2 separate regions of the Homo sapiens genome follow, and region 2 is linked to region 1. Evidence: chromatin loops called from intact Hi-C (ENCODE). Cell type or tissue: mammary epithelial cell. All regions are shown on one strand. Each heading gives the region's core, and the rest is flanking DNA. Links, peaks and the distances in the headings are about the cores only. Region 1 has its middle 37 kb from the start of PLA2G4D. Region 2 overlaps PLA2G4E (phospholipase A2 group IVE).

Region 1 (5,372 bases), core at 157-5,156:
TGGGTTTTACCTTTTCTTTGTGGCCGCTATCTCTTTACAAGTCTAATTTTTGCCAGGACAATTTTTTTATTCTTAAGATGTGGTTCTCTAAAAGTTTATCATGTGAAATTTTGGTTGGTTTCATTTTGCATTGGTTATTCACAAAAGTAATGTTCATTGCATTGGATAAAGGACTGATTATTTGTTTTTATTTTTTATTGCAAAAAGAAAACATAAAGAAAAGGCATTTTCCATGGTATGGTTAAAATGTCAGGAAGCTTTGTTACATTAAAATAGTTGTTTAAAATGTGGGAAAGCCTACAGATAGAAAAAAAACAAACAAAAAACATCCTTAGTTTCCAGGGGCAGGATCTTTAATAAGGAAAGATTTTCTCCAATAAGAGAGGCCCTTCACGGGAAGAAGAGTGGGGAGATCACATAGGGAAAGGGGCTGTTGGACACACCAGAGATCTGAAGCCACATGGGAAGAACCATCCCACTGGGGCCTAAATTAAAATGTCCAGATTGGCTCTGGGCACATTTAACTAAATGTGTAGGGTAATAGTGTGCCTCTAGGTTTTGGAAGCTGAGGACTTACTTAGTGAGCGTTCTACCCACCTGTAGATCTTCCATTTTAGGAATTGAATAAGAAAAAAAAATTAACAAATACAAAAAAATACACATAGCAATTAATGTAGGTTGTTTACACATGATAATGTATGAGACCATCATAATGGTTATGGTCTCATATCATTAGGAGGACTCTATTCAAGAAAGGAGGATTTAACAGAGTATAGCTGGGGACAGTTAGTAGAAAAAATAAAATTGTTTCATGTTTGCCCCCGGAGTGAGCTGAGGCTCTTCAATGAACTGGTTCAGGTTGTAAAGGACATGGAGTAGAGACCGTGCCTGGCAAGACCCCAGGGACAGCAGCTGCTGCTACCACCCTTAGGTACAAGCAGGATCTGCCCAAGGCACTTGCACTTATGTTTCAGGGAGCAAAAGTCTATTTAATTTTGCTCTACAAAAGGGAGATGGGGCTTTATCAAAAGGAGCTGATTACCTTCAGCCCTGGATCCAGGTGTATCTCCTTCCAGGTCCATGGAAGACATACTGGGTGACATCAGGAAGACATGAGAGGCTAGGCTCAGTGCCTCTCCAGTGGTTCCTGATTCAAAAACGGATGGTGCCCACCCACCCAGGAGGTGCTGGGGTGCTGTGGGAGGGTGGGGCTCCCACAGCTCTTAAGAGTATTATTGGCAAGTTATCCAGTCTTTCTGAGCCTTAGTTTCTTCCTTGGTAAAACAGGGATAATAATGATACCGACTTTATAGAAGTGCGAGAACTAACGCCTGCCAAATAGTAGGGCACAATTAATGTTAGTGTCTTTTCTGCCCAATTGCCCAGTACAGAAAGTGTTGCTTCAGTAACCTAGGCGAATGCCAGGACTGATTCATAGGAATATCATAGATATATTCGCAACGTCTAAAATGATCTCGTTATAACAATGATCGTTTTTACAAAAATAAGATATATTGACTGTTTTGTATCCCATGAAGGTGAGGGGAGGGATTTTCCTAACTTTCCTTCCAGAATCCGCTATTAGGGTGATGGACTCAGCACCTTTCTGTCCTCCCCTACCCGTCTTAAGAGTTCCTCGTCACAGAGTCGGAAATGGGGATAGAGCTTGGCCCAAGTTAGAATTTCCACCACTCCAGGGGCAGAATGCAGAAAGAAGAGAAAAGTAGCGGGGGGCCTGGCGCAGCTGCTAATGCGGTGCAGAAACTCTTTGAGCTGCCACCCTGGCAGGGCCGGCCTTGGGGGATGTGCCTGAGGATGGTGGGTGAGCAAAGCCACCTGCCCCGGCACAGAGCCTGCGGGTTGTGCTCTGCAAAGCCCTCCCGGTTTCATTCCCAGAGACCGGGCGAGAAAGGGCAAGCCAGGCAGCAGACGCTGGGGGGCGCGTGGCCAGGCTACCCGGATCGTCCAGCGCGACATGGAGTCTGTGTGTCCTCACCAGTGCTGCGTGACAGGAGCCGGGCACCACCGACGCCATAGGCTTGTCGGTGTCTCAGCACTGACACCGTGTGGCCCTGAGAAAAAGCAGTGAGGGGTCCGCAGAAAGTCTTGGAGACGGGAGGTTGTCCCATTTCCTTTCCTCGGGATGTTAATCAGCATCCCTGGGACTTTCCTGGTTATCGCTGATGGCAGAAGTCCAGGAGGGAAAGGAATGTGTCTGAGCTCAAAGGCTGAAGGCTTCAAGACTTAGAAGTCAATTCGATCACTAATGAGAAAGAATGTAATCTCAAGGTGAACTCCAGAGTAGGGAGTGAGTGTGTATCGTGACCTTGGGGGCTAGTCATCACCCCAGCCTAGACAAAGATGATGTAAAACACCCGCGTCAGGGTTGTGACATCCTCCTGACGTCGAGGAGCGACCGCCCCTTCCCGGATGATGTGGCTCGCACAGCTTACACTTTCTCCACCTCCGCTGGCCGTACCTGCTTCAGTAAGTGGCCCTGCCATCCACCCAGTTGCGTAATGGATTAGTCAAGACTCTCTTAGTCATAGGTAGGAGCCAAACTGAACAAGCTGAGGCATAAAAAGCAATTTACTGCCTCACCTAGCTGGGCAAGAGGCCGAACTAACTCACAGGTTTGACACAAGGAAGATTCTGGGAAGTTGGAGAAGAACAGAACCTGGGATTGGCAGCGGCCAGGGCTGTTTGTCCTGCCCTTGTCTCCTCTGTCCCCCTTCACCCACTGGCCTCACTCTCTCTTTCTGTAGACAGCCCTCCTCCAGTGGTGGGGATACAGCCCCTGGCAGCCCAGGCTCAGCCACCCCAACATCAAGGGAGAAATTTTTTCAACAGGAATCTTTCTAATAGGGAAGGGCTCAGATGGGCTTGCTCAAGTTAGGTGTCTGCCCCCCGAGGCAATCCCCAGTGGCAAGGAGATGACACACTGAGATAGGCCAGTCCTGGTCACACCCTCTCTCCTAGGGCTGCTGGACAGGAGTTGTCAACAGAGAAGAGTGACAGGAACACTTACTTGGCAGGCACAAATCACAGGTTGCTGTGCTCCACTATGCAGATGATGACACCCTCAGATTTTTTCTCTTTAGTAAACTCTTAAAACTAGACATATACACAGAAAACTGCATGAATTATGAGTGTGCAGTGTTTATTCACAAGAGCAAGGACATAGAATCAACCCAGGCACCCATCAAAAGTAGATTAAAGAAAATGTGGTGCATATACACCATGGAATACTACACAGCCATAAAAAAGAACAAAATCGTGTCCTTTGCAGTACCATGGATAAGGCTGGAGGCTGTTACCTTAATTGAATTAACACAGAAACAGAAAACTAAATACTACGTGTTCTTACTTGTAAGTGGCAGACACAAAGATGGGAAAAATAAACACCGGGAATTCCAAAAGCGGGGAGGGAGAGAGTGGGAGAAGGGTGGACAAACTGCCTATTGGGTACTATGTTCGCTACTTGGGTAGGGCCCAAACCTCAGTACCATGCGATATACCCATGTAACCCCAAACCTGTACATGTACCCCCAGAATCTAAAATTTGTTTTAAAAAAGAAAATAAATATGTATAGAAATAGCAGAATGTAAGATACCTTTAAGTTCACCTTTCAGAGATAACACTGATGATGTTATCAGCATTTATTATTTTCTTTAAGGATCTCATTTCTATTTATTTATTTATATATATATATTTTTTAGAGACAAGGTCTCACTCTGTTGCCCAGGTTGGAGTGCAGTGATGCAGTCATAGTTCACTGCAGCCTCAAACTCCTCAGTTCAAGTGATCCACCTGCTTTGGCCTCCCACAGCGCTGGAATTACAGGCATGAGCCAGCACACTCGGCCAAGAATCTCATTTTTTAGCCTCACTTTTAAAAAATAAAATAGAAAGTATACTGCATAAAGAAAAAAAATGTGCAGCTTCATTAAGTTTCCCTTTTGAATACACCCATGTAACAAGCATCCTGATGGAGAAACAGAACGTCACCAGCATCCTAGAAACCTTCCTTGGCTTCCTTCCAATCATGGCACACCTGTCTTCCAAAGGTAAATGCTATCCTGATTTCTGCTACTGTAATTAGTTTGATCAGTTTTGGCACTTTATACCAATGCAACTGTTCAATATTTTATTCTTCCATGCCTTGCTTCTTACATTCAACATTATGTTTATGAAACCCATCCATACTGTGTGTAATACAGAGTGTTTGTTTTCACGGCTGCATAATATTCCATTGCATGAATACTCCAAACATTATTTGCCCATTTTACTGTTGATAGACACCCTGGCCGTGAAGAGGAAAGTCCCAAGTGCCATTGGGTTGTGACAGTACTGTGAGAGACTTTACCTAGGCATTTATGTCTTTGAATTTTGCTTTGAATCATGTTCTTCTTTGAATATATGTGTAAATGCTGGCTGCTAATTAATATATAAGGTTGTCACATGAGTTTAAAAGCATTATTTCAGCCAAGCGCAGTGGTTCATGCTTGTAATCCCATCACTTTGGGAAGCTAGGCAGAAGAATTGCTTGAGCCCAAGAGTTCAAGACCAGCCTAAGCAACATAGCAGGACTTCTATAAATAAGAGCGTATTTTGTGGAAAGTTTTACGGAGTGACGAGTATGCTCTGTGCTCTTGGGGACCACTACTCCAGGCAATTAATTGTCCTGGCAACACCGTCACTTGGCAACACAGCCCCCTGGTGGCAGCCACCTGAACTGCAATCTTACCTCAGAAAAAGTTAATTGCTGTTTTTCAAACCGGGCATTATAGCAAGTGTCACAACCCAGGACATAATTTATACTTAGACCAGTAATCATTTATGTGAATAAAAGTGCTCCATCTCCATGGCATTGTATCTAATCAGGATACAAGTCCATCTCTAAAATAATGATAAAAATTTTTTAAAGAACTACCATTTATCAAGTACTTCCTGTGTCTGGTACCGTGCCACACCCTTCACATACAGTATTCAGCGTCATCCCTCCAGCAGTGCTGCGGAGTGGCCATTGTTGTCACCTTTTAGAGACAAGGAAGCAGAGGCTTGCAGATGTTCAGGAATCATCTCAAGGTAAATGGAGCCAGGATGGCTTCTCCCACAATCATGATCTCCTCTGCCCCCTGCGATTGGAGGCACCTGGCTGTTCCACGCTCACTCAAGGTTCATTCCCACAGACCAGCCCCCACCCCGAGGAGGGCTGGAGTCAGAGAAGAGCTCACTTTTTCTCCTGTGGCTCTCTGCTGGGAGGCACGTACTTCTAGTTCCTCTTCCCTCGTCCATACCGCCCAGGTGGACAAGTCGTTTTTCTGCTAGTAGAAGCCCAAGGCATTGTTCGGGGCACATTGTACTAGCGC
Region 2 (5,372 bases), core at 166-5,165, 68 kb before region 1:
CACTCCCTGCTGCCAGACACATACAGTGTTCAAGACGACACCACCAAATGTGGAAAACACCATGGGGAGAGAGGTGCCTGGCCCAGTGAACATAGCCAGAGAAGTTTTCTTATTCTTTATCCATGGCAGCCTTGACATCCACATCTTCCTCCTCCATATGGAGGCAGGCCTCAAGGAGTAGCCAGGTAGGGTTACCTTTCCACCTAGAGAACTGGCCATTCTGGAGGTAGTTGGTGTGCAGCTGCAGCCCAGACAGGAAGTTGTGAAACTCAGACACGAAGGACCGATGGGTAAGGATTTCTCGGAAAGAATTGGACAGCCATGACCCTGGGATCACTACCGTGGTCTCCAGGATGTTAGCATCACATTTGGGGATTTCAGGCAGGATCGGCTCGTCTTCTGCAGGGGAGGGAGGGATGAAGGGCAGGTCATGAGAGGTGGAGTCCCCAGATTGCCTATGCGAAGCCCCACATGGTTGCCTGGCACCCAGGGGTGAGCACTGTAAAAGCAGCTCATACCTTCCTTGCTGGGCTCTCAAGGTCCTGGCACTGGGGTTAGGAGGATTCAGGTGAGAGACATGGAGTAAGCAGAGAGGTAGTAGAGAGGGAGGGGGAGCGAGACAGCTAAGAAGCGTCCTGGAGAGGACAGGGAGTTTCAAAGAGTGACCTGTGACTGCTATAGACCCTACTCTCCTCACTTCTCCTGGGTGCTGGCAGCCTTGCCTCCAGGCCTTGGCGCTGGTGTCACTCACCTACAGTCACCCTCCCCTCCAGGCAGGGAAGACACTGTAGCCCCAGCTGCCCTCCCACGTCTTAGGCCATAGGTGACGATGCGGAAACATGTGGCAGGGGGCCTCATCCTCGGTTTGTGGTCCACACCCCGCCCCCCATCACCCAGCCATGAGGGAAAGCCGGGGGCCGCCCCCCATCACCCAGCCATGAGGGAAAGCCGGGGGCCGCCCCCCATCACCCAGCCATGAGGGAAAGCCGGGGGCCGCCCCCCATCACCCAGCCATGAGGGAAAGCCGGTGTCACCCATCACCCAGCCATGAGGGAAAGCCGGGGTCACCCACCGATGTCCTGCACTTTCTCCCTTGTCCACCTGTGGAAAAACTCCTCCGAGGTGTGTGACAGGTTCCAGGCATCCAGCAGGTTCAGGGAGAAGATGCTGCTCCACAGGCCTGGGAGCCAGGGCCAGCGTGAGCAGCTCCACCCTGCAGCCCCAGGCCCCACACTGACATTTGATTCCCCACTCCCCCCACCCCCCCACCCCACGCAAGCCAGGCTGCTCCACAGGCGGGACAGACTTCAGACTTCCATGTCCTTCTCCCCTTCCCACTGCAGCTCAACACAGTGACTGAGGGGCTCAGCTCTCAGCTCTTCTCTTCCCTCCCCTCAGTGCCGGGAGACGTAAAGGTGTATAAGGCACAGCCCCGGCAGGGATTTAATGCTGGCAAGTGCAGGCTTTGAGTTTAAGTCCAGCTGCTGTCAGTGAATACATCTAAAGCATTTAGGGCAGCACCTGGCACATGGCGAGCACTCAATAAATGCAAATGCTATTTGTTATTATGATTTTTAAATGTAGGCATTAGACATTGACCCATTTGGAATCTCTATAAGGTGGGTTTTACTCTTAAGCCTAATTAACTAAGGAGAAGATGGAGGCTTCGACAGGTGAGGCAATCTGGCCAACTTTACACAGCTAGTGAGTGAGAAGCCAGAGTTCAGAGTTCAAGCCCACGTGTTTTGCCCACAGTTTTCTAAACCACATGCTCATCAGCATAGGTGTTCAGGGGAAGGAGAGGCCACCGTGGGCTGGGGGCTTCTGGGGGAAGAAGTGATGGGACTGAGTTGGATCTTGCAGGATGGGTTGGTTTGGGATAGACAGAAGGGGAAGGCACAGACAACTAATTTAAATAAGGGCGTGTTGGGGCTGTGAATGTGGGTCTGTTTCTGAAGAAGCCCTTTGACGGGCGCAGCTAAGACTCTGAAGGGAAGAACTCGAGTGGGTCCTGCATTCGGTGGGCCCAGCTCATGAAGAACCGAGGCGCTTAGGGTGGGAGGCTGGGCTAGGCTTCTCTGGTGACCCTGCCCCTTACCCTGTGGTCTCCCTGGACCCTCGGGTCCCAGGTCTGGGTTGGCCCCTGGAAGCAGGCACACTGCTGGCCGAAGCTAGACGGGAGTGGGTGGGAGTTACAGAAGCTTCCGTCTGAGTCTGCTGTTCCCAGTGTGGTGCTGAGCAGGCTGCAGGGAGACTGCTGGAGACCAGGAAATTGGGAGAGCCCCCAGACCAACTCTGGTCCCCAGTGACTTGGGACCACTCCTAGGATGAGACAATGCTGGCAAGTGCCCCGAGTGTCACATAATCAGGGGCCAACCCAGGGTGGCCCAGCACTGGGCAGCAGCCCCCTGTCATTCCGCCAGTTGCAAGGCAGTCACCTAGCATGTAGCAGATTCGAGACTCCGGGATCCTCTTCACCAGCCGCCCCATGAAGAACTCGGAGCCGAAGAGCTCGGAGGGGATGAAGGCCCCATACTTCTGCAGGCCCACCTCGTAGGGGGAGAACTCGAACCACTCTGCACATGAAGCAGCAGGACGGGGGTCAGTCTCAGGCCAGGGAGCCGTCCACACAGCCGGGCCCCCCTCCTGCCTGCAGCCACTGGCTCAGGCCTTGGAAAGCCTGGGACAGGGAGGCCGCAGTTCCCCCAAAGGACACATGGGGGCACCCTTGGCCAGCTTCTGCTGGTGTAGCAAGGGTCAGCTTTGCCATGCTTTGCAAGGAGGATGGCTCATTTGCACCTCAGAGCCTGTTGAATGGGACAAAAACTGACCCTGAAGCAGGGCAGCTCTCTCGAGTCTCTCTCTCTCTGGGCAGCGTAGAAATATCTTCCTTTCACAACCTTTGTCTTCCCCAGTGTCATTAAACACATGCCCAGGGAAGCTGCAGACAGTGCCTGCCGGCCTCACCCATGCAGCAGGGCAGATTGGGGTAGCAAAGGTGATTTCTCCAGCTGTGTGCACAGTCTGGATGTAGAGGTTGACAAAGATGAGTGGGATTGGGGGACCTGGAGGTGCTGGGTGCTTTTGCCCACCAAGAAGTCCCCCCCTCCACCCCACTTGTAAATCACCAGCCACTGGTGTTACCTCTGAAGTCCTGGTTGCTTACATCATCCTTGACATTGATGGTGAGGTAGATGGGCAGGGGGTTCTGGCCGCAGCTCAAAGCAGCACGCTGATCTGACAGTTTGCATTCATTTCTCTGTGGGGAAACAAAATGGTTAAAGAGAAGCAGCAGCCCAGAGGGTGAGGGAGGCAGTGCAGAATGAGAAGACAATCTGGACCCCCGCAGCCACTTCCTGGCTCCTGAGCTCACCGGGCTGCTGTATCGGCCCCAGCTGACACCAGCCAAATCACTCTGAAAGGGCACCAATGGCATAGGCACCACCCCCTCGGGCTGCCCACCACCAGACAGGGGCCGGGACTGGATCCGCAGTTTAGGACAGTCTCTCAGAGTCCCAGGGTCTTGGTCTTAGGGGTCAGCAGATAAAGAGGAAGGGGTGGGAGAGGCTAGCACTGCCCCTCTTCTGCCCCATCGTCTTCCCTCTGCTAGAACTGGAGCAGCTCCATGTTTAGCATCTCCATTTTTTAAAAAAAATCAGCTTGGCATGTTGAGCTCCCTCAACTGAGGGGTAAAAAGTTGGGGGAAAAGAAGTTTCCCTTCCTCCGCTCCCCTGCCCTCCCCTCCCTCCCTCCCCTCCTCTTCCCTTCTTTTTTTTTTTTTTTTTTTTAACAAAAGACTTAGGACTTGAACACTAGATGGTTGCTGAGGTCACTCTAATCCCCAGAGTGGGGAGCCTTTCAGATCAGCCCGGGCCACAGTCCACCTCCCAAAGTGAATCAGCCACTGCAAACGAGGCAGAATCAAGGTCTTAGAGGCCCAGGCTCTGACCCCAGGCCAAGCAGCTGACTCCTGGGTGACCAACCCTGGTCACCCCAGTGTGCAAAGGCTACAGAACCTGTGTGGAATGGCAAACACATGTATATGCCCAATGACATGTGGGTCTCCTTTGAAAGAAAACAGGGTCATAACTGGGCCCAGAGATCTGGGCATCACAGAGCCCACTGTCCTGGAAGTAAAGCTGCAGGCTCAGGGAAGAGCCGGTCCACATTCATTGTCAAGGTGGCCCAAGGGAAAGGGGCTCCTGTCCTGGCCAGAGCGCAAGAGCAGAGGCCTCTCAACAACAACCCTGCCCTTGCTTTCCTGGGAACCCAGCTCCTTCCCACCAAACCCCCAGAATGCTGAGACTCCTGATGTCGGAAGACTCGGTGCTTCCTCCTCATCATATGCGGCACTCATGATTGTTACAATATTGTTGAAAATGTTAACTAGCACTTATTGATGTAATTCCCACTTAAGGAATAGTAAAGAGCAGGGCCTGAATTTCAAACCCATCCTGACTGAATCCCAAGGCCGATGCCCTTGGCCTCTGCCTGCTCTGCTTCATAGGGAGGACAGGTTAAGTGGTGGGTTATCACAGGGGCAGGGTGGGTGGGATCCATCAGAAGTGGCGAGGGCCTGGGGTTGGAAGCCATGTCCCATTCCTTTCTGAATCCCCATTTGCCAGCGCAGTTCCTGGCATGCAGGAGGTACTCAAGTAATTTAATTGAAGGAATGAGGGAAGATTGAAGATGAGGGTCCGGTCATTCTCAGGTGCTCAAACTGTCTGGCTTTCTGGAAGATGGAACCTACTATTATAAAAAATAATTGCTGCAATGACTTTCTGGCAAGTTCTGATTTGAATTCAGAACTCCCCGGACACCTTTGGAGTGGAGCAGGGAACCGTGGGCCTGGACAGAGGTGGGAAGCTCTCCTCTGGGGCCAGGCAACAACAAAAGTTGTTAATCTCGGCTTGTGCAACCTAAAGGGCACAGATGTCAGCTGAGCCCACCCTGATGTCCAGGATCGCAACACCCCTTGGAGATCCCTGTGCTGTGCCATGTGTCCAGGAAAAGGACCACCCTGTGCTGGGTAGCAGCTCTCACAGCAGCAGCCACCCAACACAGGCTGGTCCTCTTCTTGGGCACGTATTAGTCAGATCACTGGATCTCAGAATAGGAAGGAACCTCATTGGGCCCACTGGTGGCCATGAGAACGGGCCCTGCAGACCTCCAACTGTAGAGAGTGTTATTGACTGAGGACCCCAGCTGCTGTGCTCTGAAATCCACAGCTGAGTCTGTGCTGAGGCTGCACTTCCTGTGACTGAGTGGGGCAGGGATACTGAGGCTGGCCCGTTCTGGGAGACGCGGGACTCCTGTGACAGCCAGCTTTGGCTGGAGGACCCTCCAAGGGCCTTGCAGACCACATGGTGGTC

What was found. Hi-C counts contacts between places; a loop is a spot of excess contacts. Peaks named below come from ENCODE experiments on the same cell type or tissue, not always from the same donor. Only the 100,000 strongest peaks of a DNase experiment are listed, where the experiment ranks them.
Region 2: it touches region 1 in a loop (12-fold over the local background); 97 of 110 quality-filtered maps call a loop at or near these places.

The regions. Positions count from the first base shown.
Region 1 is chr15:42,055,176-42,060,547 of GRCh38, forward strand. No RefSeq gene overlaps it. Among named protein-coding and RNA genes, the nearest start is that of PLA2G4D, 37 kb to the right of the region's middle. In mammary epithelial cell, for the core only: CTCF peaks have their summits at 2,073 and 4,719 (motif pointing left); a DNase peak (open chromatin) is centred at 2,486; H3K4me3 peaks cover 739 bases; H3K27ac peaks cover 2,087 bases.
Region 2 is chr15:41,986,977-41,992,348 of GRCh38, forward strand. It overlaps PLA2G4E (phospholipase A2 group IVE), which reads right to left. Exons shown (of 20, transcript NM_001395548.1): 14 at 3,145-3,259; 15 at 2,439-2,576; 16 at 1,073-1,180; 17 at 196-399. The region is part of intron 3 of PLA2G4E-AS1 (PLA2G4E antisense RNA 1); the gene reads left to right. Among named protein-coding and RNA genes, the nearest start is that of PLA2G4E-AS1, 17 kb to the left of the region's middle. In mammary epithelial cell, for the core only: a CTCF peak has its summit at 2,719 (motif pointing right); a DNase peak (open chromatin) is centred at 2,745.